Linked DNA regions of Homo sapiens: regions 2 and 3 are each linked to region 1. Evidence: chromatin contacts called from ENCODE Hi-C or POLR2A ChIA-PET data. All regions are on one chromosome and are shown on one strand. Each heading gives the region's core, a stretch centred on a gene start or an enhancer-like site at or near the end of the contact. The rest is flanking DNA. Distances are from core to core; before and after follow the strand shown.

What was found. Hi-C counts contacts between places; a loop is a spot of excess contacts on that map. ChIA-PET counts read pairs that join two places held with the same protein, here RNA polymerase II (POLR2A). Pooled maps may share reads with other maps.
Region 2: a map of prostate gland shows a loop between it and region 1 (2.4-fold over the local background). The contact joins two enhancer-like sites. A Hi-C loop is called at or near these places in 5 of 168 maps with a recorded cell type or tissue (IMR-90, ascending aorta, prostate gland and 2 more), 1 of 37 single-sample maps with no recorded cell type and 7 of 50 pooled maps. POLR2A ChIA-PET finds 5 or more read pairs at or near these places in 1 of 52 experiments (OCI-LY7).
Region 3: a loop to region 1 is called in a map of PC-9, with 10 times the contacts of the local background. The contact joins two enhancer-like sites. A Hi-C loop is called at or near these places in 5 of 168 maps with a recorded cell type or tissue (PC-9, dorsolateral prefrontal cortex, prostate gland and 2 more) and 1 of 50 pooled maps. POLR2A ChIA-PET finds 5 or more read pairs at or near these places in 1 of 52 experiments (naive thymus-derived CD4-positive, alpha-beta T cell).

What each region holds. Positions count from the first base shown.
Region 1 is chr3:24,045,833-24,049,683 of GRCh38, reverse strand. No RefSeq gene overlaps it. Among named protein-coding and RNA genes, the nearest start is that of LINC00691, 55 kb to the left of the region's middle. Within about 2 kb of position 1,588, at least 6 of the 41 ENCODE cell types and tissues checked have a DNase peak (open chromatin) inside an H3K27ac peak, as active enhancers do; they include PC-9, where a contact is called at or near this core.
Region 2 is chr3:24,144,171-24,148,021 of GRCh38, reverse strand. It overlaps THRB (thyroid hormone receptor beta), which reads left to right. Exons shown (of 11, transcript NM_001354712.2): 7 at 1,200-1,347. Among named protein-coding and RNA genes, the nearest start is that of THRB-AS2, 5.2 kb to the left of the region's middle. Within about 2 kb of position 1,906, at least 4 of the 41 ENCODE cell types and tissues checked have a DNase peak (open chromatin) inside an H3K27ac peak, as active enhancers do.
Region 3 is chr3:24,126,696-24,130,546 of GRCh38, reverse strand. It overlaps THRB (thyroid hormone receptor beta), which reads left to right. Exons shown (of 11, transcript NM_001354712.2): 10 at 2,790-3,048. Among named protein-coding and RNA genes, the nearest start is that of THRB-AS2, 23 kb to the left of the region's middle. Within about 2 kb of position 2,131, at least 3 of the 41 ENCODE cell types and tissues checked have a DNase peak (open chromatin) inside an H3K27ac peak, as active enhancers do; they include PC-9, where a contact is called at or near this core.

The DNA of each region.
Region 1 (3,851 bases), core at 339-2,838:
TGAGGATGGTCACCTGAGCAGGAGGACAATGTGATTAGAGCTGTTCTTTAATATAATTAATGCAGTAGTGTATCAGTTAGCCATTGCTATATAACAAACTGCTCCAAAAGACAGTGACTTAAAACAAGAATATCACGAGGTCAGGAGATCGAGACCATCCTGGCTAACACGGTGAAACCCCGTCTCTACTAAAAATACAAAAAAATTAGCCGGGCGTGATGGCGGGCGCCTGTAGTCCCAGCTACTCGGGAGGCTGAGGCAGGAGAATGGCGTGAACCCGGGAGGCGGAGCTTGCAGTGAGCCGAGATTGCGCCACTGCACTCCAGCCTGGGCCACAGAGCGAGACTCCGTCTCAAAAAAAAAAAAAAAAAAAAAAAAAACAAGAATAATTTATTAACTCTAAATTCAGTGAGTTGGCAATTTGGACAACACTCAGTTGGGCAATTCTACTGCTCTTGCCTAGGCTTATACAGCTGCATTTGATTGCAGATGCTGACTAGTCTAGATAGGCTTAGCTGGCATATACAGCAGTTGGTGCTGGCAGTCAGATGGTGGTGAATGTCCAATGAACTATGTGCCTCCAATAGATCAGCCAGGTTTTTCCCATGGTACCAGGAGTCCCAGCAGTGAAAGAAGGCAAGCTCCTATGTGGAAATCCATCTCAAGCCTCTGCCTGTGGCACATTTGCTATTGTCTCATTGGCCATAGCAAATTAAATAGCCAAGAACAGAATCAGTGTGGGAGAGAACTACAAAGCCTTAGGGACAGGGAGTGGAATTTCACTGGCGATTTTGCAAACATTCCACCACAGATAGTAGTGTCTGCATTGGATTGAAGGAATAAGACTAAACATGGAGAAAACAATTCAAAAATAATTATGATAGGGATCATATTTCCAACATTATTTTGTGATGTTCAAGGGATTCTACTTTTATTACTACATGCAACTCTTACACATTCCTATGAAAAAATTATTATCCTCATTTTGCAGACAAAACTGAAGCTTAGAGAAATTCAATAACTTTAGCCAAGATTGCAAAGCTAATAAGTGGTTTAGGCCAGGTGCGGTGGCTCACACCTGTAATCCCAACAGTTTGGGAGGCTGAGGTGGGTGGATCACCTGAGGTCAGGAGTTTGAGACCAGCCTGACCACCATGGAGAAATCCCATCTCTACTAAAAATACAAAATTAGCCAAGTATGGTGGCACATGCCTGTAATCTCAGCTACTTGGGAGGCTGAGGCAGGAGAATCACTTGAACCTGGGAGGCAGAGGTTGCAGTTAGCTGAGATTGCGCCGTTGCACTCCAGCCTGGGCAACAAGGGCAAAACTCCGTCTCTCTCTCTCTCTATCTCCCTCACACACACACACACACACACACACACACACACACACACGTGGTGTAGCTGGATTCAAACCCAGCCAAACTGGATCCAGAGCACAAACACTTACTCACCTAGTCATACCATCACCTTGCCACTAAGCCAATGTACAAGGGATAATGAAAGTCTGAAGCAGAGTGCTGGCAGTGAGAGAGAAAAGGAGGGTTTGAAACATAAAAATCAGTAGAATTTATTAACTAACTGGATGTAGGAGTTAAGAAAGAAGGATGACTCAAAGATGAGTCAGAGTTCAAACCAGCATGGCAGAGGAAGGCATGTGAAACCAGATGTTAAATTAGAAGTTTTGATTGAGGCCCCAAGATATGAGAGAAACTAGATACCAACAGAGATGTGTGAGACAGACCAGCTAAATACAAACACAAATTAATTTAGCTGATAGGAAATGCAAATTTTCAAGTGAAATGCTGGAGAATCAGTTATACACCTCTTGGGGATCCTCATTCAGTTCAAGGACATAAAAGACTCAAGAGAGTTGAAATCTGAGAAAAATTTGTGAGAATGTATTTCGAAGAAGCCTTGCTGTGAGTAGTAGCCAGCCATCTAAGGGAAGGTATAAGAGAAACTTTCCCTTCAGCCTAACCCAGTAACAGGGCCTTTGTAGGCACTGCTCAGACACTTTGACATGGTTCAGAGTCTGCCTGAGAAAACTAGAGCATTCTTTGGCTACAGACTAAAGAGCCATAGCTGGGTAGTAATTAAACTTTCCTCATATCAAAGACATGGGATCCTGGGGATCAGATGTGGAACCTGCAGCAGGAACATGAGCCTGGGGCTATTATAAAAGGGATTTTGCCCTAGAGAATGGCCTTCCAGGCCAGGGGAGCCCAGCAATAATAGCCTGGAGAATGTATTAATACCTTGGTGTCAGAATATCCTTGGGTATCAGCAGCTGCCATTGATGGAGAGGCATCATTCACCTCCTAGGGGTCATAGAGGTGCCAGAATGGGATTTGCAAAGAGCCCACAGCAGTGCCCACAAAAAAAAGAGCCAAATGTAAACATCCGCCCAGCCCAGAAAGCATGAAGCCATCTCATGGTAATGTCTATTAAGTGAAAATGTACCTTTCCTTACGTATTTCTAGTCTCTTCAGTGTTGGTGGATTCAGGAGCTGCAGCTGGGGAGTCTAGGAGGCGGTGAGAGAAAAGTAGAAGCTGATCATACCCTTACCCCCAAAGGAATGCTCCCCTGGCCCCTACAGCTAGCCCTCGTCGGACAAAGAAGTGCTTAATGAAAACTGATATGTTAAGGTCTTAGACTGGACATTCTAATTTCTGTAACAAGACTGTGTCTTGTGACAAGCTTTCTATTATCTGAGAATGAGTAGAGGAGTTATCAGCCTCCTCTACCCCCTGGCAGAAGATGGACCACTTACTTGTTCAGAAGTTAAAAGAAACAATAAGTTATAAAAATAACTCTTGGTTTACACCCTGAAAGTGATGCCCATTAAACACCTCCATTAACAGAAATTGGGAAGTAAAGAGAAGTAGCTGATTTGAGGAATAAAAATAGAAAGATGGCAGAAATGAATTTGCATCTTGGCAGAGAGGTTGAAACCAGTGACAGAAATATAAGGGTCATCTGCTTAGAAGTAGTAGCTGATGCCGGGGAGTAATAGGTATTGGAGGGAGAAGGTAGACAAAGGAGGGTCAGGACAAAGTTTTGATTGATGGTTACAGAAATTAGAAAAGGTTTGGAAAATTCACTGAGAATAAATCAATATGGCATCAAGTGCTTATGAAAGACCACTAGACACCAGTAAATTCTCCCTAAGCATCAAAAGCAAGCCTGTGTGGTGTAACCACTCTCTAGTCTCATGCCTTTCTCCAGCAAAGTCACAAGTGAGATAGCCAGGCCTGGGCACTGTGTCATCAATGAATGGCTGACTTGGCACAGTGGCAGGAAAGGTAATGAGCTAGTACACAGGAAAGGGCCAAAAGTCAAGAAGTTACAATGTGAATGCAAAGAATAGCCAGCAGAAGTGAGGACATGACAGAAGGGGAAAATAGGCCATGGTTAAGAGGACAATTCCAAGTTTTAGATCCTGGGAGTGGTTCCATTTCAAGTGATGATGAGATTGATGCCATGGAGGGCATAGGGACAGGAGACATAGAGCTGGGGCTTCAGGTGTTAAGAAGAGCCACCAGGAGGAACATCAAAATCACCAAAGATTATGGCAGGAGATTAGGCAAGGAGAAAGATCATAAATTTTGATCTAAAGTCAGCCAACTTGGCTGGGCTCACACACCTGTAATTTCAACAGTTAGGGAGGCTGAGGCAAAAGGGCAGAAGAGTTCAAGGCTGTAGTGAGCTATGATTGCACCACTGCACTCCAGATGGGTGACAGAGTGGGACCCTGTCTCTAAAAATAAATAATAAAAAATAAAGTCTACCAATTTGTCTGATGCTGCTTAAGAAGCAGAAAATTAAGGGTCATATTTTTTAAAGATT
Region 2 (3,851 bases), core at 657-3,156, 98 kb before region 1:
ACATTCAAGTAATACAGTAAAATTTACTTCATTATACATCATATAAGCAGTTAAGCAAGTAAGATGTGGAGTGCCGCTCCTGGGTTGCAAGGGAGGTGGGGGTCATTGCTGGGTGGTTTCCATCCTACCTGAAGTTCCCACATGTACTTACCATGTGATTTGGGCAAGCGATTTAACCTGTCTGAGGTTTACTTTTTTAATCCCTACCATGGAAATATTTAGAGCACCTCCTTTACATGATTGTAGGGAAGATAGAAGGATATTGAATGTTTCTACAGCACTTAGCAATGTGCCCTCACAATAAGTGCTCACTGCTGTTATTAACTTCTACAATACAGATGACAGTTGCCTCAACTTGAGGATCACGTCCAGAAAAATTCTAGTATTGCACATTCTTGAGAATATTACCTAAGTCACCCAAACCTAGAACTAAACAGTGTCCCCAGATGCTACAGAGGTGCTCTCTCATGCCTTAAGAAAGGAAGAATCATTGAACCTGTAGGTGTATGTCTACAGATACCAAAGAAAGAGTGTTATAAAAGGAAAACCTCAATGCAATGAGCTATGGGGAAAAACTTGGTAGAAAACCTGGAGCGTTCTACTCCCTGAGTCCTATTGTTTGAAAGGCTAAGTGAGCTGATCATGGCTGTCTCAAGATTCAAAAACAAGTATTAAACTAAATCCAGGAAGCCAGCTAGTACATCTGTTTAATTACTAAATTATTAGATTTTTAATTAATAAAGTATTGCAAGTATCCATGTCTTTTCATTTTTTTCACTTTCTTCTTGGTCTTGGAGCTCTCTTATTACTCAGTATAAAGTAGCAAAACTCCTCATAGCTTAATTTAGCAACACAATTATGTCAGTATATGAAATAGAACAGTATAATTTACTTATATATTCAATATTTAGAAAAAATAAAAACAAGCGCTAGATGTTCCTACTAGCCTCTTTTCCTTGAATAAAGACCAAAAAAAAAGGTGTTGACTCTGTAGTCCTATGGCATCATCAGCTCAGATTTAGAACTCTCTAGATCCTTCTGGGCCAACTGTCTTATATTTGAATATGTGGAGCTAGAGGCCTAGAAACAGGTTAAGGTCCAAAACGATTCATCTCATAGTTATATGGACACAAAATTCCAGAATCACTGATTTCAAGAAAATATGAAACTGTTGTCTTGGGTCTTTGTTTTTCATATAGGGTTTCTTTAGAAGAACCATTCAGAAAAATCTCCATCCATCCTATTCCTGTAAATATGAAGGAAAATGTGTCATAGACAAAGTCACGCGAAATCAGTGCCAGGAATGTCGCTTTAAGAAATGCATCTATGTTGGCATGGCAACAGATTGTAAGTAGATCTTCACTTGCTTCATATTCAAGGAATGTTGATTAGGAAACAGTTTGGTTCAAGGAGATCGACTGGGCAGAAAAGAAGGCAGGAACCCAAGAAGACAGAGAAGGGAATACCTTACTTTCGCATACACCCCTCACTCCCCACATCCAGGCTTGCCCTGAAAGGGAGGTGGGAGCCATTGCTGGGTGGGTTCCATCCTACCCTGTCATACCACCTCCTAACTGTCAAAGTATGGATGATGGAGGAGGAAATGCAGTTAAATTATCCCTATCACATTTGCAGGCCTAGTTGTTAGCAACACTCTGTTTGAGACAGAGATTACAAATGAGAGGTCTGGTCCATTTACCTTGATAAGGTATCATTCTATACACAGTGTTCACATGGGGTAGAGCCTCAGGGACTAGTCCTAATATTTTTTCAAGAGCAAAGACAGGAATTTATTTTATGGACATTTTTGGAGATGGGGCGCTGGCAGAAAACATCGTGTTCAGAAATTTCTGAAGAATGCAAAGTTGAGTGCTATTGCATGAGTCATCCTGCAGTTGGTTGTTTGTTATATTTTTAGCAATAAAGACATTCCGAGCTGAAGTCGTCCTACCCAGTTTTCAAAGTGCTACAGCATATGGTGGCGAGATTAGCCCTTGGGGTCTCTTCTCCCCACACTGTGCGAGGGATTTACACCAGTCACTTTAATTAATCTAATCATAAAAATAAGAATCATGTCATTCAGAATGTGTGGCCTCCCTTTTGCCAGGCATCAGTATTAATGATTCTACTGGCATAAATTTTTTGCACATCAGTGAGAGATTCCAACTATTAGTTAAAAATTAAAAAGAAAAAGAAAGATAAAAAATGAAGAAAGAAAAAAGAAAATACAGTGAGGATTTTTCCTGATGAAAGAAGTAATCATGACTCACATTTTATGTGAGAAATAGAGTTCTTTCACTGAGAAAAAAAAATCTGTGAAATGTTCTGGTTTGCCCATTAAAGAAGAAGGAATGGAGAATCTTTAAAAAGGAAGAGGGTTATGTTAGAGTGTTAGGCTGGAAATCCTGGGTTAATCCCCACCTCTGGCTGAGTATTTTCTTTATCTTTATCTCTTAAAGGCCTTTAGCCCTTGCCAACAATATGCCTGATAGGGATATGTGAATATGATTGACTTACAGCCAAATACTTAGATATGCCACTATGACAAACTTATTATTGATTATCTATTTCAGTGTTCTATTGAGAAGTTTAAGATACTAGTGTCTATGAGGTTTAAAAACTCAGTGTTAATCTAGACTGTATGGAAATAAATTTTGAGTGCCCTTTACTTGCTTGTGAGGGATTCTAAGAGCTCAGGCTTTCTAATCAGAAAAACTTCTGTTCGAGTCCCAGATCTGTCACTTACTAGCTGTGTGACCTTTGGAATTAAGCTGAGATTTTCCTTCTGTGAAATCATTGCCTACCTTGTAGAGTTGTTTTCAAGATTAAATTAGATAATGTTCATCAAATACAACAGTCCCTGGCACACCGGAAGCATTTGGGAAGGGGTTGAGGGTATTATTACCATTCCTCCTTTCCCTTTAGTAACTGAACCAAAATGACTTAACAGGGCTCATTCATATTTTCCTCATTTGTAAGCGCTCACATGACTTTGACAATCCAATCAAATCTAAATGGTCTGGAATTTAATATTCTCTTTAAATTAGAATATTTAAATGGGAGACTAGCTAGGCACCTTGGTTCTCCTTCTCTTGCTATGTCTGCTTTTTTTCTTTTCCTACCAGGTCACACCTTCATCAAGAAATGGCCCTAGGACAGTGATGTCGTAGAACTGGAGTCAGGAGTCCTGGGTCTTGCCTTGGCTCTGCCATTAACTTGCTCTGTGACTTTAGGCAAGTCACGACCTCTCTGGATCAATTTCTTCTTCTTTCTGTGAAAAGACAGAGTAGGACTAGATGACGTCTAAGTTCCCTTCCAGTTCTAAAATACTATGACTCTGCAATGTAAAACCTGAGCCTTTCCATTCCATTGATAGTTACCAAGTCTAGTGAAACGGTTTTGGTTTTGGAAATTGACCACAGAAATATAGGTTTCTTGTTACCTGCCCTTCTGATTTTCCTTTCACCCAAATGATAGAAGTCAGGACTGCATTTACTGAGCACTTATAATGCATTATCACATTGAATACTCTGTGAAGTGGGTATTATTGAGCCCATTTTGTATAGGAAGAAATGAAAGCTCAGAGAACCTAAGGAACTTGCCAGAGGTCACACAGCTAGAATGTAATAATATCAGAATTCAAACCCAAGTCTTTCTAGATTCCAAAGCCTGGACTCTTTAACCACCCTTGAGGGTGGACCAGGTAGAGAATAATGTACAGTGAGTACCTTGAGGCCCAGGTGAGGCCCAGCCACATTCCAATTAGCCCTTAAGGGAGCCATGAAGAGTTGGGGTCCTTTTTCCTCTTAAAAAAAGGGATCACGAGCCTCCCACTTACTGCTCCATAACGT
Region 3 (3,851 bases), core at 882-3,381, 80 kb before region 1:
GTCTGAGGAGGAACTCTACTGAGTCTGTCACCCCTACAACTCTAGCCAGCCTGCCAGTCATATGGTACCCTTTGAATGCCACCGCCCCCCCAGCCCCTGAGATGGTTTTTTTCCAGTGTAAAACTCATGTAAACCACTGAAGAGATATTTCAGTTGAAGGAAGAAAACAGAAGCAGCAGCCATCTCCGCCACCAGGAGCAAACACACTGCGCACTTTCATCCACGGCAAGGGCGAGGGGTCAACGTGGAACTTTTCAAGCATGGGTTGTGGCAAGCTTATCTATCCAAGTTTCCCTAAAAGTCCAAGCTGTTTCATTTTTGATTCCATCTCTCCTTCTACCCTGATATCGTGTGGTCTGCCAATTACAAAAGACAATGGTGGCGGGATGGTGGGAGCACCTTTACAGCAAAGCACCTTTGCATGTACTTTCTGTCTTTGAGGCCTCCTGATGACCTTTAGCCTTTTATATTCTCTCTCAAACCCAAAAGAGGTGAATTAACTGTATAGGTTCGTGAGCTACCCATGGAGTGGGCTGGAGATCTCAGGTGGTCTTGAGAGCCAGGGGTCTCTTGCCAGAGGCAGTTTATCACATCTGCTATTCAAACTGTGTTCATGATAATTGTTCTAAGATCCACGCCAACCCACCAAACAAGACTGGCATGACACCAGGGGCTTCACAAGATCTAAAATCATCGCCGGCAGAGCTGCCAAAACAACATGCAAAACCACTCCTAGAGTGCAGGGCCCTGTCGTCTTTGCCAGTCAACCTGAGTGATGCTCTCCTAAGGAAGCAGGAAGAACCTGTGGGAGTATCCCTGCATCTCTGCCTGTCAGGCCCTTGTTGAGTGTTCTCACAATGAAAGCATTTTGGCAGGTGTCTAAGAGATTATTTGCCCACGTGTTGAAACAAATCTCACCAGGATCCTACAAATCCCTCTTAAAGGAAAAGGCATCTGGCCTAGTTTTTAAACCATTGGTGATCCTTTGCAAATACTTATTCAGCTTTTATTTAAATTTGAACTAATCTTCAACAGTTGGTATTTAAACTAGAAATTTGGAAAAGAAAATTTCTACTTCATCTATAATCAGAATTGGTTTCAAAAGTGGGGCCTGCCCCAGTTTGCATACTTTGTGACACATTTTAAAAATAAATGGTTTGATCTGATTAGTAACTTCTTGTTGCTGTTCTATGCTAGTGGTTCTCAAGAGTGGGATCTGTGAACCAGCAACATAAGCATTACCTGGGAACTTGGGGGAAATGCAGAAACTCAGAGGTTGGGGTCAGCAATCTGTGTTTAACAATCAGAACCTAGACAAAAGCAAATCACAGTGCTTTTTAAAAAATGAGCGGAAGGAGAGAATTCATATGTATGGATTCCAGAATCAAATATGCAATGACTTTTATTCTGAAGAAAAAGCCAAGCAGTTTGAAATTAAATGGTAAAGTGACTAGGCTGAGCTAGTAAAAAACATAAAATGCCCAGTATTTTAGATGTAATTCAGTTGTATTACTTTTATATAATAACCTAAATTGGACTGGTTGAGTATTGCCAAGAGCGTTTCCCAAAAGGAATTTGTAACTGCTCTAATGAAGAGACAGATATTAGGTGTAACTCACATATTTGTTGTTTATGGAAACTTAGTCATATCCATGGTAAAAAAAAAAAAAAAAAAAAAAAAAAGAGTTATGTTTCCTTCTTCTCTTGGCATTGGATTCTGACAGATCCAGTTTCAAATCCTAGCCTCACCCATGAAACATTCATTTGACCACCCCCGCCCCCACCCAGCTTGTTACCCTCTCAGTGCCTGGATTTCCACATCTGTAAGTAATATGGAATTAGAATATTTACTTCATTGTACTGCTGTGAAGATTAAATGAGGTGATGCATGGAAATCTGGGCATGATGCCCAATTCATCAAACACACCCATTTACTAATAGCTTTCCAAACTCCTTTGATAATGGCATTTAATTAAATAGTCTCCCCTTCCAGAAAATAAAATTCTTATTTTGCCTATAAGCAAAGGTATTTTTTATTATTAACGTTGCCACATTCTCACAAATCTTAACTAACAGGGTAACCAAATGAGCTTAAAAGGAGATTGCAACACTGGCAGAAAGACCCAGTGTGTTGAGTAATCCTGTGTCTAAGGTGCTGAGAAGAACACAACCTTGGGAGTCAGGAGGTCTGAATTCTGCTCTCCCCTCTGCCTTCAAGTCCCTGGGTGACTTTAGATGAAGCTTATATCTCTGGGCCTCATGGGCAACATGTATCTCTGCCAACAACCCTCTAGCTTTGTGCCAAGAGGCTACAAGAGCAAACGTGCTTCAAAAACCAAAAGGAAGCCCAGTTGCCAGCTAAACAGTAGGGTAAGCTGTTACCTATTCAAGCTACAAGACAAAAAACCAAACAAACAAAAATGGAGAGTTTAACATAAACCCTGCTCTCAAGCAGTTATCAGTTGAAGTTATAATACAAACCCCCAAACTGAGGGGTTATTAGCACAGTTTCACACACGACTGTAATAGCAGTTGGAGAACTGTGTCTGTCATAAAAGCAATGCAAACTCCTGAGGTTAAAGTTGGTGAAGATTACAGTCAACTTTGAGTATGAAAAATGGTTGTCGAAAGTCTGCAGCCAAGTAGGGAAGGGAAAACCATGGGCTCAAAGAATGCAGGACAAATGTTAATCACAGAAGGTTATTCCTATTGCTTTTAAGATACTGTATGTTGTTCCTGACTGGCATTTTTGCATTTGTTCTTTGCTGACATGAACTGGTTCTTTTCAGCTGCCATGTGAAGACCAGATCATCCTCCTCAAAGGCTGCTGCATGGAGATCATGTCCCTTCGCGCTGCTGTGCGCTATGACCCAGAAAGTGAGACTTTAACCTTGAATGGGGAAATGGCAGTGACACGGGGCCAGCTGAAAAATGGGGGTCTTGGGGTGGTGTCAGACGCCATCTTTGACCTGGGCATGTCTCTGTCTTCTTTCAACCTGGATGACACTGAAGTAGCCCTCCTTCAGGCCGTCCTGCTGATGTCTTCAGGTGAGTACGCCTAGACTCGTTAGTGGGCATCCAAAGAGCTTTTGCTTGTCTAGCGCTAATTCCAATCACTTGAGTTTTCAGTCCCCCTTTAGCTTCAGAAACATAGCTCACTCTTCTTCAGTAAGAAATTGCAGGTTTGCCAGTGGACTGGGAACTTAAAGGGGGGGCGTCAGATGTCTGATGCTTTTTGCAGTGTCCCAGGATAGAAAGAAGCCAAAGGAGCCATCTTAAAGACTCTACGAAGTGATCCGCCTTTGGTGGATACTGTGCAGCCCTCTTCGTAGTCTTTGGCCAAACCTGCCTCCTTCTGGTTTGGGGTATGCCAGATATGGATGTGAGTGACCACACGATTGTGTGTTAAGTTCTGTGTGTGGAAACCGCGGATGCAGGCTAGAATTTGTTCATGGCTTAGCTACAACTGAAGTTTTAGTTATCTGTTGCTAAATAGCACACCGACCCAAAACTTAGTGGCTTAAACATCCAAGATGGCTGGAGTTCAGCTGGGACATCAAACACTGGTTCAGGCCTCCCTCTATGCGGCCTTTCCTCCGGCAGGGTAGACTTCTTACTTGGCTGTTGATTTCCAAGAGAAAGAGTCCCAAGCACACGAAAACAGAAGTTGCAGATCCCATGAGGCCCAGTCTCAAATCACACAGGATCCCTTCATCCACACTGGATTGGCCCAAACAAGTCTGAGTGCCAGCCAGGACTCAACGGTCCCCCTGTAGATGGGAGGATAGCACAGAATGGGCAGCCGTCTGTAAGCCACTACACATCAAACCCTTTCAGGGAAGATAATTTTA